3 separate regions of the Homo sapiens genome follow, and regions 1 and 3 are each linked to region 2. Evidence: chromatin contacts called from ENCODE Hi-C or POLR2A ChIA-PET data. All regions are on one chromosome and are shown on one strand. The core of a region is the stretch at or near the end of the contact, and the rest is flanking DNA. Distances in the headings are between cores, read along the strand shown. Region 1 overlaps TANGO6 (transport and golgi organization 6 homolog). Region 2 overlaps TANGO6 (transport and golgi organization 6 homolog). Region 3 holds the start of HAS3 (hyaluronan synthase 3).

Region 1 (3,361 bases), core at 624-3,123, 120 kb after region 2:
GCACAAAAATTAACTTGAAATGGATCATAAACCTAACTGTCAAATACAAAACTATAAAACTCCTACAAGTTAACATAGTAGAAAATTGAGATGACCTCTTAAAAGCAATGACCTTTTAAATACAACAGCAAAGGCATGATCTATGAAAGAAATAGTTAAAAACCTGGACCTTATTAAAATTAAGAATGTCTGCTCTGCAAAAGAAACTGTCAAGAGAATGAGAAGACAAACTACAGAATGAGAGAAAATATTTGTAAAAGACATATCTGAAAAAGGACTAATATCCAAAATATACAAAGAACTCTTTAAACTCAATAAGAAAATGAACAACCTGACTTAAAAATGGGCAAAAGACCTTAACAGATAGGTCTACCAAAGAAGAATACCCTACCAAAGAAGATATACAGATGGCAAATAAGCATAGGAAGACATACTCAATGTCATAAGTCATTAGGGAATTGCAATTTTTTCTTTTTTTTGAGACAGAGTCTTGCTCTATTGCTCAGGCTGGAGTGCAATGGCACAATCTTGGCTCACTGCAACCTCCACCTCCCAGGTTCAAGCGATTCCCCCACCTCAGCCTCTTGAGTAGCTGGGACTCCAGGTGCGGCCACCATGCCTGGCTAATTTTTGTATTTTTAGTAGAGTCAGGGTTTTGCCATGTTGCCGGGGCTGGCCTCAAACTCCTGACCTCATGTGATCCGCCCACCTCAGCCTCCCAAAATGCTGGGATTACAGGCGTGAGCCACCACACCAGGCTTCCCACCCACCCCTCTTTGCATCCACAGAGTTCTCAATCCTGGGCATGGCAGAAGCACCTTGATCCCTCCCTGATCAAGGGTGTGACCTGGGATCCCTGGCCTCGGGCTGGACAACCAGGTGCCCACAACCTGTATGGGGGTATTTACTCATTGAACATCTAGCCCCTGGGGTTGTCCAGGGAAATGCACTGGGTGGCAGCAGCTATGTGAGGAGTTTGTTTCTGTTTTCTTTTTTTTGAGACGGAATTTTGCTCTTGTCACCCAGGCTGGAGTGCAATGGCATGATCTCAGCTCACTGCATCCTCCGCCTCCCACGTTCAAGCGATCCTCCTGCCTCAGCCTTTCAAGTAGCTGGGATGACAGGTGCCCGCCACCATACCCGGCTAATTTTTTTATATTTTTAGTAGAGATGGGGTTTTGCCATTTTGGCCAGGCTGGTCTCGAACTCCTGACCTCAGGTGATCTTCCCACCTCAGCCTCCCAAAGTGCTGGGATTACAGGCATGAGCCACCGTGCCCAGCTGAGGAGCCTTTTTTTTTTGAGAGGGAGTTTCACTCTTGTTGCCCAGGCTGGAGTGCAATGGTGTGATCTCAGCTCACTGCAACTTCTGCCTCTTGGGTTCAAGCAATTCTCCTGCCTCAGCCTCCCGAGTAGCTGATCTGGTCTGGAACTCCTGACCTCAGGTGATCCTCCTGCCTCGGCCTCCCAAAGCACTGGGATTATAGGCGTGAGCCACTGGCACCTGGCCAAAGCTCTGAAAATCTTTAACGATGTGTATAAATGAGCACAATGAAGACAATTCCAGAAATAGATGGTTTAATCTCAAAAGCAAAAGAATTAGAGAGAACTAGTCAGCTTAGTTAACTGGAAAGTCATTTTCTTTTTAAGTTGTAAAATTGGAGGCACTGTGGTTTGCAAGTAAGGGCTTTTTTAGCCAGTTTGATCACCTGCATACAAGCAGTTGAAGGATGCCTCTCCACTCTAGGGAAATTCTGATAAAAGACTGGATTACCTAGAGGATAATCAAGTGAAAGCCTGTGAAAACAAGAAGCATGGCTCTCCTTTGCCCCTGATAACACATGACTAACATTCACAACACTCCCATGGGTGTGCCCAGATCTGGAGGTTGCTCACTATGGGTGAGGGCAGTGTTTTTCAACTTTTTGAGCTCATGCCCTTTTGAAAAAACAAAACAAAACAAAACAAAACAAAACAAAACAAAACAAATCATGCCTCCTTCATTAGACATCACCTTTCCTTTCTTCCTTTTATTCTTTCTTCCTTCCATTTATCCATCCATTCAAAAACTGTTAATTAAGTACCTACTGTGGCAGGTTTATTAAATATGGCAGAAAGTAAGACATCTCTAAATGAGGCTGCTTGAAAGCAACAGCAATTAAGAAGGATTGTCTGCTCTTTGGAGTTCTATATAACAGCTTGAAATAATGGGAATTTTCCCAAGCAGTTCTATAGAGCACCCAAATTGGGCTCGGTGAAGAAGAGAAAGGACAGCATTGTAGCACAGGAACTGACTCAACCAATTCGCCTCACCAGCATGCAACAGATTTCAGCGGCTCGTCCCTCTCTCCCCTTCCTCCATTCTGCAATAGACCTCTAGCTTGCTTACCACTACTTCTACCCCAGCCTCTAATCGTTTGCAATGATTCTAATATGTAAGTCAGCAGCACCTAAAACACAGTCCATGCTCCTGGTAACCTTTCTGCCAAAGAGTCTGAGCAATGGTCTTTGATCAAAAACATGACCTAAGCAGGCCAGGCGCGGTGGCTCATGCCTGTAATCCCGGCGCTTTGGGAGGCGGAAGCGGGCAGATCACCTGAGGTCAGGAGTTCGGGACTAGCCTGACCGACATGGAGAAACCCCATCTCTACTACAAAAAAAAAAAAAATACAAAATGAGCCGGGCGTGGTGGTGCATGACCGTAATCCCAGCTACTTGGGAGGCTGAGGCAGGAGAATCGCTTGAACCCAGCGGGCGGAGGTTGCGGTGAGCCGAGATCGTGCCATTGCACCCCAGCCTGGGCAACGAGCGAAACTCCATCTCAAAAAAAAAAAAAAAAAAAAAAAAAAACATGACCTAAGCAGTGTAGAGTAAGACCAAGCTAAAGCCCCCTTCCCCTTTAGAGAAGAGATGCACCTTTTCTCTCCCAATAATGGGCCCCCACCCCAGTAGAATCTAGATTTCAAGATTTGGAGCCCAGCTTTTAACCAGAAGCTCTGCTGCCTCCCTGGAACAACATGGTTTTGGTTTTTCCTAAAGAAGGTCTGGAATGGTCTGCTCAGCCTCGTGCTTTAGAGACCAATGGACAATACAACATCATGCAGAAACTGCTTCTTGAGGGGACAGGGAGGAGTAACCAATGTATAATACTTTTAGTGGTGACTAACTCTGAAATTTAGAAAATGAGCCTGGAACTACAGTTATCTTGTCAGCAGTCTTTTTTTTTTTAATTATAAATTTTTGTTTGTTTGTTTTGAGATGGAGTCTTGCTCTGTTGCCAGGCTGGAGTGCAGTGGCATGGTCTCCGCTCACCGCAACCTCCCCCTCCTGGGTTCAAGCGATTCTCCTGCCTCAGCCTCCCA
Region 2 (3,415 bases), core at 232-2,731:
ATATCCATTTCCTGCCATCTTCCTTGCTGACTAAAATTCAATTTCATTCAGAGTAGCAATGTGCCAACTAAATACATTGTCAGGCTCCTTTGCAGCTAGAAACAATTGTTTGACACAGTTCTGGCCAATGAAATAGGAATTCTCCTGGGGGGTTCTGGGAAACTGTCCTAGTTCCCCAAAATAAGAAACAAAAAGCACCTAGGGCTGTCCTTCTCTTATCTTCTTTCTTTCTCATTTAAATCATTCACAATGGCCAGAGCTGCAGCAGCTATCTTGTAGCCATGAGGCAAAGGCCACAAAGATTATAGAAATGTTGGTCCTGTTGATACTGAGCTGCTAAACAGACACCACCTACTTACATATTTCTTGTGATGTGAGAAAAATCCTTACTTGTTTAGGACATTGTAGTTGAAGTTTTTCTAATTTGTAGTTGAACATGCTCATAGCAGATAAGTTCATTCAATCCAAACCTCAACCTATACAAGGTGGAGGAGAAGGGGGAGAAATGCAGCCGAGGGTAAAGCACTATTCCCAAAGCACTGGGAAATCCAATGGCCTCGCTAGTGAGGTGCAACAACAGCAAGTCACTACGTAAAGAGAAAAGGTGGCTGTGTAGGAAAGGAATGGGATAACTACTGAGTCCCTGCCTGTACAAAAATGGCATCAGAAACTCCATATGGTAACATTCTAGGATGAATAAAGCCCATGTATGTGTGTGTGTGATAAAACAATCACTTTTTTTTTTTTTTTGAGACAGAATTTCACTCTTGTTGCCCAGGCTGGAGTGTAATGGCAAGATCTCGGCTCACTGCAACCTCCGCCTCCCGGGTTCAAGCAATTCTCCTGTCTCAGCCTCCCGAGTAGATGGGATTACAGGCATGCGCCACCACACCTGGCTAATTTTGTATTTTTAGTAGAGATGGGGTTTCTCCATGTTGGTCAGGCTGGTCTCGAACTCCTGACCTCAGGTGATCCGCCTGCCTCGGCCTCCTAAAGTGCTGGGATTACAGGCATGAGCCACCGAGCCTGGCCTAAAACAGTCACTTTTATAATGGCTTCACTGACACTTGGTTAAATACTGATGTGTTAGCCACAGATGAGCATTGTGGATACTGGGTGGTGAATTATTAATGCAAATTTTCCATAGGAAGTCAACTGGGAATGTGTTTCCATTAAAATCAAGACGAAAATTAATTTAGAGGTCGCTCATTCTCAGCACACATATGGTTTTTTATATATATATATATGTAAATATATACTTTCTTCCTGTATTGGCCATACGCTGGGGAGAAATCCAGCCAAACCCACTTGAAGGAGGAAGAAAATTTAATTTATGCAGCACCTAACATGTCATAGATTGAACTCAGCTAGAAAGGAAACATCTTCAATGAGGCCCTTTAGTAATTCAGCATGAACAATCAAATGAGTCAGAAAGGCAAGTCACTGAAGTTCAGGGTGCAGAGGCAGGGTGAATGTGTTCTAGCTAGCTCACCTTGGAACAATGAGGACAATGCCAGGATTCAGGGCCTCAATCTACAACCTTGTGCTCTGGTTTTTCTTAGTATATAGTTTGGCCAATATGTTACTGAGGTAATAGAGACATACACCGAAGATACAAACAAGGTCATTTTCCTGCTACAAAATCCCTGTTGATGGATTCATTTGGATGAATCCATCGAGGAAAGAGGTTTGAGGCCTTCCCTGGTAAAAGGAAGATTGAGAAATAGACAAATAAAAGAGGTGGAGAAATTGCAAAGGGCGAGAGACGGACTGACCTCAGTAGCTTTCTGGCTGAGTCCCCGAAGCAGCAGCACAACCACATGTATGGCAGCTCTGCGTACTTGAACTTCACCATCTGTTTTGGCCACAGCAATCAGGCAAGCTGTTACCTAGGAGGATGAAGGAAGATGAAGTTGATAAGAATCAGAGTTGCACAATTACCTATAACCTTTCAACTGTGTTCCACTTACTACACATTCATCAAGAGCAATCTGGCTTAGAGAGGGCTGGATAGTTGCTTAATCCTCAACAAAGAGGGTGAGATCTAGTGGGAGAGATCTTGATGCAGTCTGACTTTTCTGGTAGAGGGCAAAATCCAGTTTGGAATTCAAGAACGAGATTAGAGAGTGGGAAGGAATATGTGTACTGTATATTATATGCATTTTGTAAAAGGTAAGGTCAAATGCTAATATTTCCACAAAAGTGAGAACTGTTAATTGTCCCCCTTTAAGAACATCAAATCAAAGGAAAAAAGATGGTCCCAACCATAGCTGCTTCTAGAGACTGAGGATCATGGGGATTTAGCTAAGGAGACTTCAGAGTTCACAGCCTGGCATGAATGTGAATGTACCATTGATGAAAGTTTCAGCCTAGGGAATAAAGAGTTACAGAAATATTCTAACTGATCTTCTTCAGCATGTCCAGATATTCCAGTCCTACAAATGTAGTGTACACCGGATGTGAGTCAGCAGGGGTCACTTTCAGAGACTTCCTGAATATGGAATAGGACTTTCTGTGCTCAATTACTTTACGTATTTTTTCTGTTTTGTTTTGTTTTGTTTGAGACAGGGTCTCACTCTGTCACCCAGGCTGGAGTGCAGTGGTGCAATCAGGGCTCACTGCAGCCTTGACCTCCTGGGCACAAGTGACCCTCCCACCTCAGCCTCCCAAGTAGCTAGGACTACAGGTGTGCGCCACCATGCCTGGCTAATTTGATTATTTTTTGTAGAGATGAGGGTTTTACCATGTTGCCCAGCTGGTCTTGAACCCCTGGGCTTATGCAATCCTCCTGCCTTGGCCTCCCAAGGTGCTAGGATTACAGGTATGAGCCACCGTGTCCAGCCTGTGCTCACTTTTTTTTTTTTTTTTTGAGACGGAGTCTCGCTCTGTTGCCCAGGCTGGAGTGCAGTGGTGCAATGTCAGCTCACTGCAACCTCTGCCTCCTAGGTTCAAGTGATTCTCCTGAGTAGCTGGGACTACAGGTGCACACAACCATGCCTAATTTTTTTTTTTGAGATGGAGTCTCACTCTGTCGCCCAGGCTGGAGTGCAGTGGCGCGATCTTGGCTCACAGCAAGCTCCGCTTCCCGGGTTCACGCCATTCTCCTGCCTCAACCTCCCGAGTAGCTGGGACTACAGGCATCCGCCACCACACCTGGCTAATTTTTTGTATTTTTAGTAGAGAAGGGGTTTTTCACCGTGTTAGCCAGGATGGTCTCAATCTCCTGACATTGTGATCTGCCCACCTCGGCCTCCCAAAGTGCTGGGATTATAGGTGTGAGCCACTGAGCCTGGCCCACCTAAATTTTTGTATTTTTAGTAGAGATGGAGTTTCGCTATGTTGGCCAGGTTGGTCTCAAACTCCTGACTTCAGGTGATCTGCCCGCGTCCACCTCCCAAAGTGCTGGGATTACAGG
Region 3 (3,726 bases), core at 120-2,619, 65 kb before region 2:
GGGGCGCTCTCAAGTCCGGCTCCCAGGACTACGGAAGGAGAACCCCCAGTCAAGGACGCACGCTTCTCCATCAAGCCTCCGAAACTTTGAGGGGCTGCTGGTGTGCAGCGTCTCTCCCGCTGACAGGTGCGCCCCGCGGCAGGGCCACACGCAGCGGCATGGAAACTTGTGCGCCCAACGGGGCTCCTCCTCTTGTGCCCGGCCGCCCTCCGGGCCCCTCCAGGCCGGCCAGGGGAGGGGAGCCCACTCCCCCGGACACGTGCTGCCGCGGCCCGGCTAACCCGCAGGAACGTGGGCGCCTGGTACCTTGGTGCCCGGACAGGTGCAAACCCCCGGGAGGTCGTAGAAGGTGCGGGGGAGGGGTACCCCAGCCAGCCTGGAGCCCCGCACCGGCGTCCGCCTCCTAATTCATTCACAAAACAGGAGCCGCCGGGGAGGAGGGAGGCGAGGCTGGAAGAGGAGAGGATGCAGGAAGAAAGGGAGGAGGGGTCAGTGGGGAGGGGGCTGCAGGAACGGCCGCCGGGAAGCCCGGGGCTGCCGCCGCCCCCAACCCGCCTCCCCGCGCCGGACGCGGCGCCCGCAGGGCTGGGAGCTGGCCGGGTGCGGGGGGCTCGGCGAGAGGCACCCCTGCCACCCGGCGCGCCCCGGCCTCGGCGCAGCCCCGCGCGGCCCTCCCCTCCTGGGTGCCGGCCGGCCCGCGCTCACCGTGCCGCCGGCTGCCGCGCTCCGGAGCTCAGCAGGCCCGCGGCGGCTCCATGCCCCTCCTCCCGCTCCGCTCCGCGCCGCCGCGCGCTCCGACTGCCGCCTGCCCAGCCGAGCCGCCCTTAAGTACCCGGCGCGTGCCCGCCAGGAGAGGCGCCTCCCCCGGCCCTGGGGCCGGGAAAGTTGACCAGAGTGGGAGGGCCCCCGCGGGCGCACCCCCGACCCCGCGCGGTCCCAGGGAGCGCCACAAGCCAGCGCTCGGCGGGGACGCCTAGTCCCGGGTGGACGCGGCTCCGGCTCGCAAGACTCGCAGCCCCTGCGCCCTCTCCGAAGCTGGGTCCCCCGAGTGGGGCCGAAGGCCACGCGGCTCTGCAATCGCCCTGGGACCAGCTGCCAAGGCAAGACGGTCATTGGGCTCAACCTAGAACCTGAAGCGTCGTTAACTTTCCAGATACCACGCAGGGACTTCCAAAATTGTTACTCTCCCTCCCCGCCCCCACGCCCCGCTCTCTAACCCGCAAAACCTACTCACCCTGCAAGGAAGGCGAGCTGAGAGCACTCTTCCCCGACTTCTGCACGCGAAGGGGCAGTTCGCTGTCTAGGGGGCTCCCGAAAGCCAAGGCAGCAAAACCTTCCTGCTGGCAGGAAAGAGGCGCTGAAGAGAATTGTCAAATGTAAAAAGGCTGGTCAAAGAAGGTGTTAACAATTGTGACAGCTTAGCTTTGAATTCCGCAGTGGGGCGCTGATGACTTTAAGGCGGTTTGCAAAAGCTGCAAACGGTTTTGTAGGAACCTTGGAGGTTCCGGTGTCTTAAAGCCAAAACAATTCCTCCTCTTCTTTTTCACACCTTTATTTCCGACATCCATGACCTCCTAAATTCCCAACTGACCTTATCGACAGTAGTTTTCAGGTCCCTAAAAGATAGTGCTAGACTCGAGTAAAGTGAGATGAAGTGAGTTGGGGTGCACTGGGGTGGGGTGAGATCGAGGAGGGGGGAGAGTTGTTAGCAGAGACAAGAAGTTTAGAACCAGCTGAAGGCGATGAGTTTTTACATCTCAGGAAAACTTGAAGAGAAATTATAATTAATAACTAGTTTTTAAAAAATGAGTGGCCGGGCGCCGTGGCTCAAGCCTGTAATCTCAGCACTTTCGGCGTTACGGGCACCATGCCCGTAATCCCAGCTACTCGGGAGGCTGAGGCAGGAGAATCGCTTGAACCCCGCAGGTGGAGGTTGCAGTGAGCTGAAATCGCACCACTGCACTCCAGCTTGGGCAGCAGAGCGAGACTCCGTCTCCAAAAAAAAAAAAAAAAAAAAAAAAAAAAAAAACCAAAAAACAGAGTTTACCTGTTTTCCAAATACACCTGATATAATTTCTATCACTTCTTCCCAAGCTGCAACAAATTTATAGGCACCTGAGCTGCAGTCTATAAACTTCTCCTCTCGCAAGTTTTAGGGGCTCAGGGACTTGCCTGCCCACCATTGCTCAGTCTGGGCCACAGACCTCACACCTCAGTCCCCGCAGGCAAGCAAAGACCCCAGGCACACCTACTCCACACAATCCCATCTTACATTATTGGCCAGGCACAGTGGCTCACACCTGTAGTCCCAGCACTTTGGGAGGCTGAAGATGGAGGATCGCTTGAGGCCAGGAGTTCAAGACCAGCCTGGGCAACAAAGCGAGACTTCCCCCGTCTCTACAAAAATTAAAATTAAAAAATTAGCCAGGGCCGGGTGCAGGCTCACGCCTGTAATCCCAACACTCTGGGAGGCCGAGGTGGGCGGATCACGAGGTCAGAAGTTAGAGACCAGCCTGGCTAATATGGTGAAACCCTATCTCTACTAAAAAATACAAAAATTAGCCAGGCATGGTGGCACGTGCCTGTAGTCCCAGCCACTGGGAAGGTTGAGGCAGAAGAATCGCTTAAACCCAGGAGACAGAGGTTGCAGTGGGCCAAGATTATGCCACTGTACTCCAGCCTGGGCGACAGAGTGAGACTCCATCTCAAAAAATAAAAATAAAAAAAAAAAGAAAAAGAAAAGAAAAGAAAAAAAAAAAAAACATTAGCCAGGCATGGTGGAGTGTGCCTGTAGTCCCAGCTACTAGGGAGGCTGAGGCAGGAGAATTGCTTGAGCCCAGGAGGTCAAGGCAACAGTGAGCTATGATCGAACCACTACACTCCAGCCTGGGTAACAGAACAAGACGCTGTCTCAAAAACAAATTCCTGGACTCCAGCAGCCCTTCCGCCTCAGCCTCCCTAGGAGCTAGTCCTATAGGCATGCTATCCAGCCCAGCTGCCAATGTGTTTTGAACTTCAGATGGCCTGAGGGGCCCTACCAGAGCCATTCCTACTTACACAAAGATGGAGAAGAAGCCTTAGGTTGGTGGAGGGGAGGGCTCTAGAGTCTGCCAGTAAGCCCCAGTGTCTTCATCCCACAGATGGGATTGCTAGGCGGACTGATAGGAAGTTTGAAGAGATTGGCTGAGGGTAAGCGCTCAGCAAGTGTTAGTAAACCAGACAGCAGCATCCTTTGCCCATGCCACGGGTTCTACATGGCCATCCCTCTAGAGCACTCAGTGACAGCAAGTTCAAGGATCAGTGTTTGAATAAAAGAAAACTGCCTGGCCGGGTGTGGTGGCTCACACCTGTAATCCCAGCACTTTGGGAGGCTGAGGCGGGTGGATCACCTGAGGTCGGGAGTTTGAGACCAGCCTGGCCAACATGGTGAAACCCTGTCTCTACTAAAAATACAAAAAATTATCCAGGTGTGGTGGCAGGCGCCTGTAATCCCAGCTACCCAGGAGGCTGAGGCAGGAGAATCACTTGAACCCAGGAAGCAGAGGTTGCAGTGAGCCGAGATCGTGCCACTGCATTCCAGCCTAGGCAACAAGAGGGCAACTCCATCTCAAAAGAAAGAAAGAAAGAAAAATGTCTTGTCTCTCTTGCATTATGAACCCTGGAGCCCTGGGCTACCTCCTGCACACCCAGAGGCATCACAGACCCCTGGAGTTGCTGCAGATGAGG

What was found. Hi-C counts contacts between places; a loop is a spot of excess contacts on that map. ChIA-PET counts read pairs that join two places held with the same protein, here RNA polymerase II (POLR2A). Pooled maps may share reads with other maps.
Region 1: a loop to region 2 is called in a map of astrocyte of the cerebellum, with 2.7 times the contacts of the local background. The contact joins two enhancer-like sites. A Hi-C loop is called at or near these places in 1 of 168 maps with a recorded cell type or tissue (astrocyte of the cerebellum) and 1 of 50 pooled maps. POLR2A ChIA-PET finds 5 or more read pairs at or near these places in 3 of 52 experiments (A549, MCF 10A and activated naive CD4-positive, alpha-beta T cell).
Region 3: a map of right lobe of liver shows a loop between it and region 2 (2.1-fold over the local background). The contact joins the promoter of HAS3 here to the enhancer-like site in region 2. A Hi-C loop is called at or near these places in 4 of 168 maps with a recorded cell type or tissue (HepG2, endothelial cell of hepatic sinusoid, heart left ventricle and 1 more) and 1 of 50 pooled maps. POLR2A ChIA-PET finds 5 or more read pairs at or near these places in 11 of 52 experiments (A549, AG04449, AG04450 and 8 more).

Annotation. Positions count from the first base shown.
Region 1 is chr16:68,922,428-68,925,788 of GRCh38, reverse strand. All of the region lies in intron 12 of TANGO6 (transport and golgi organization 6 homolog), which reads right to left. Among named protein-coding and RNA genes, the nearest start is that of TANGO6, 81 kb to the right of the region's middle. Within about 2 kb of position 1,873, at least 7 of the 41 ENCODE cell types and tissues checked have a DNase peak (open chromatin) inside an H3K27ac peak, as active enhancers do.
Region 2 is chr16:69,038,782-69,042,196 of GRCh38, reverse strand. It overlaps TANGO6 (transport and golgi organization 6 homolog), which reads right to left. Exons shown (of 18, transcript NM_024562.2): 17 at 1,776-1,889. Among named protein-coding and RNA genes, the nearest start is that of HAS3, 65 kb to the left of the region's middle. Within about 2 kb of position 1,481, at least 6 of the 41 ENCODE cell types and tissues checked have a DNase peak (open chromatin) inside an H3K27ac peak, as active enhancers do; they include HCT116 and right lobe of liver, where a contact is called at or near this core.
Region 3 is chr16:69,103,296-69,107,021 of GRCh38, reverse strand. It overlaps HAS3 (hyaluronan synthase 3), which reads right to left and starts at 1,369. Exons shown (of 4, transcript NM_001199280.2): 1 at 1,235-1,369. RefSeq lists a silencer at 743-1,022 and an enhancer at 1,156-1,704.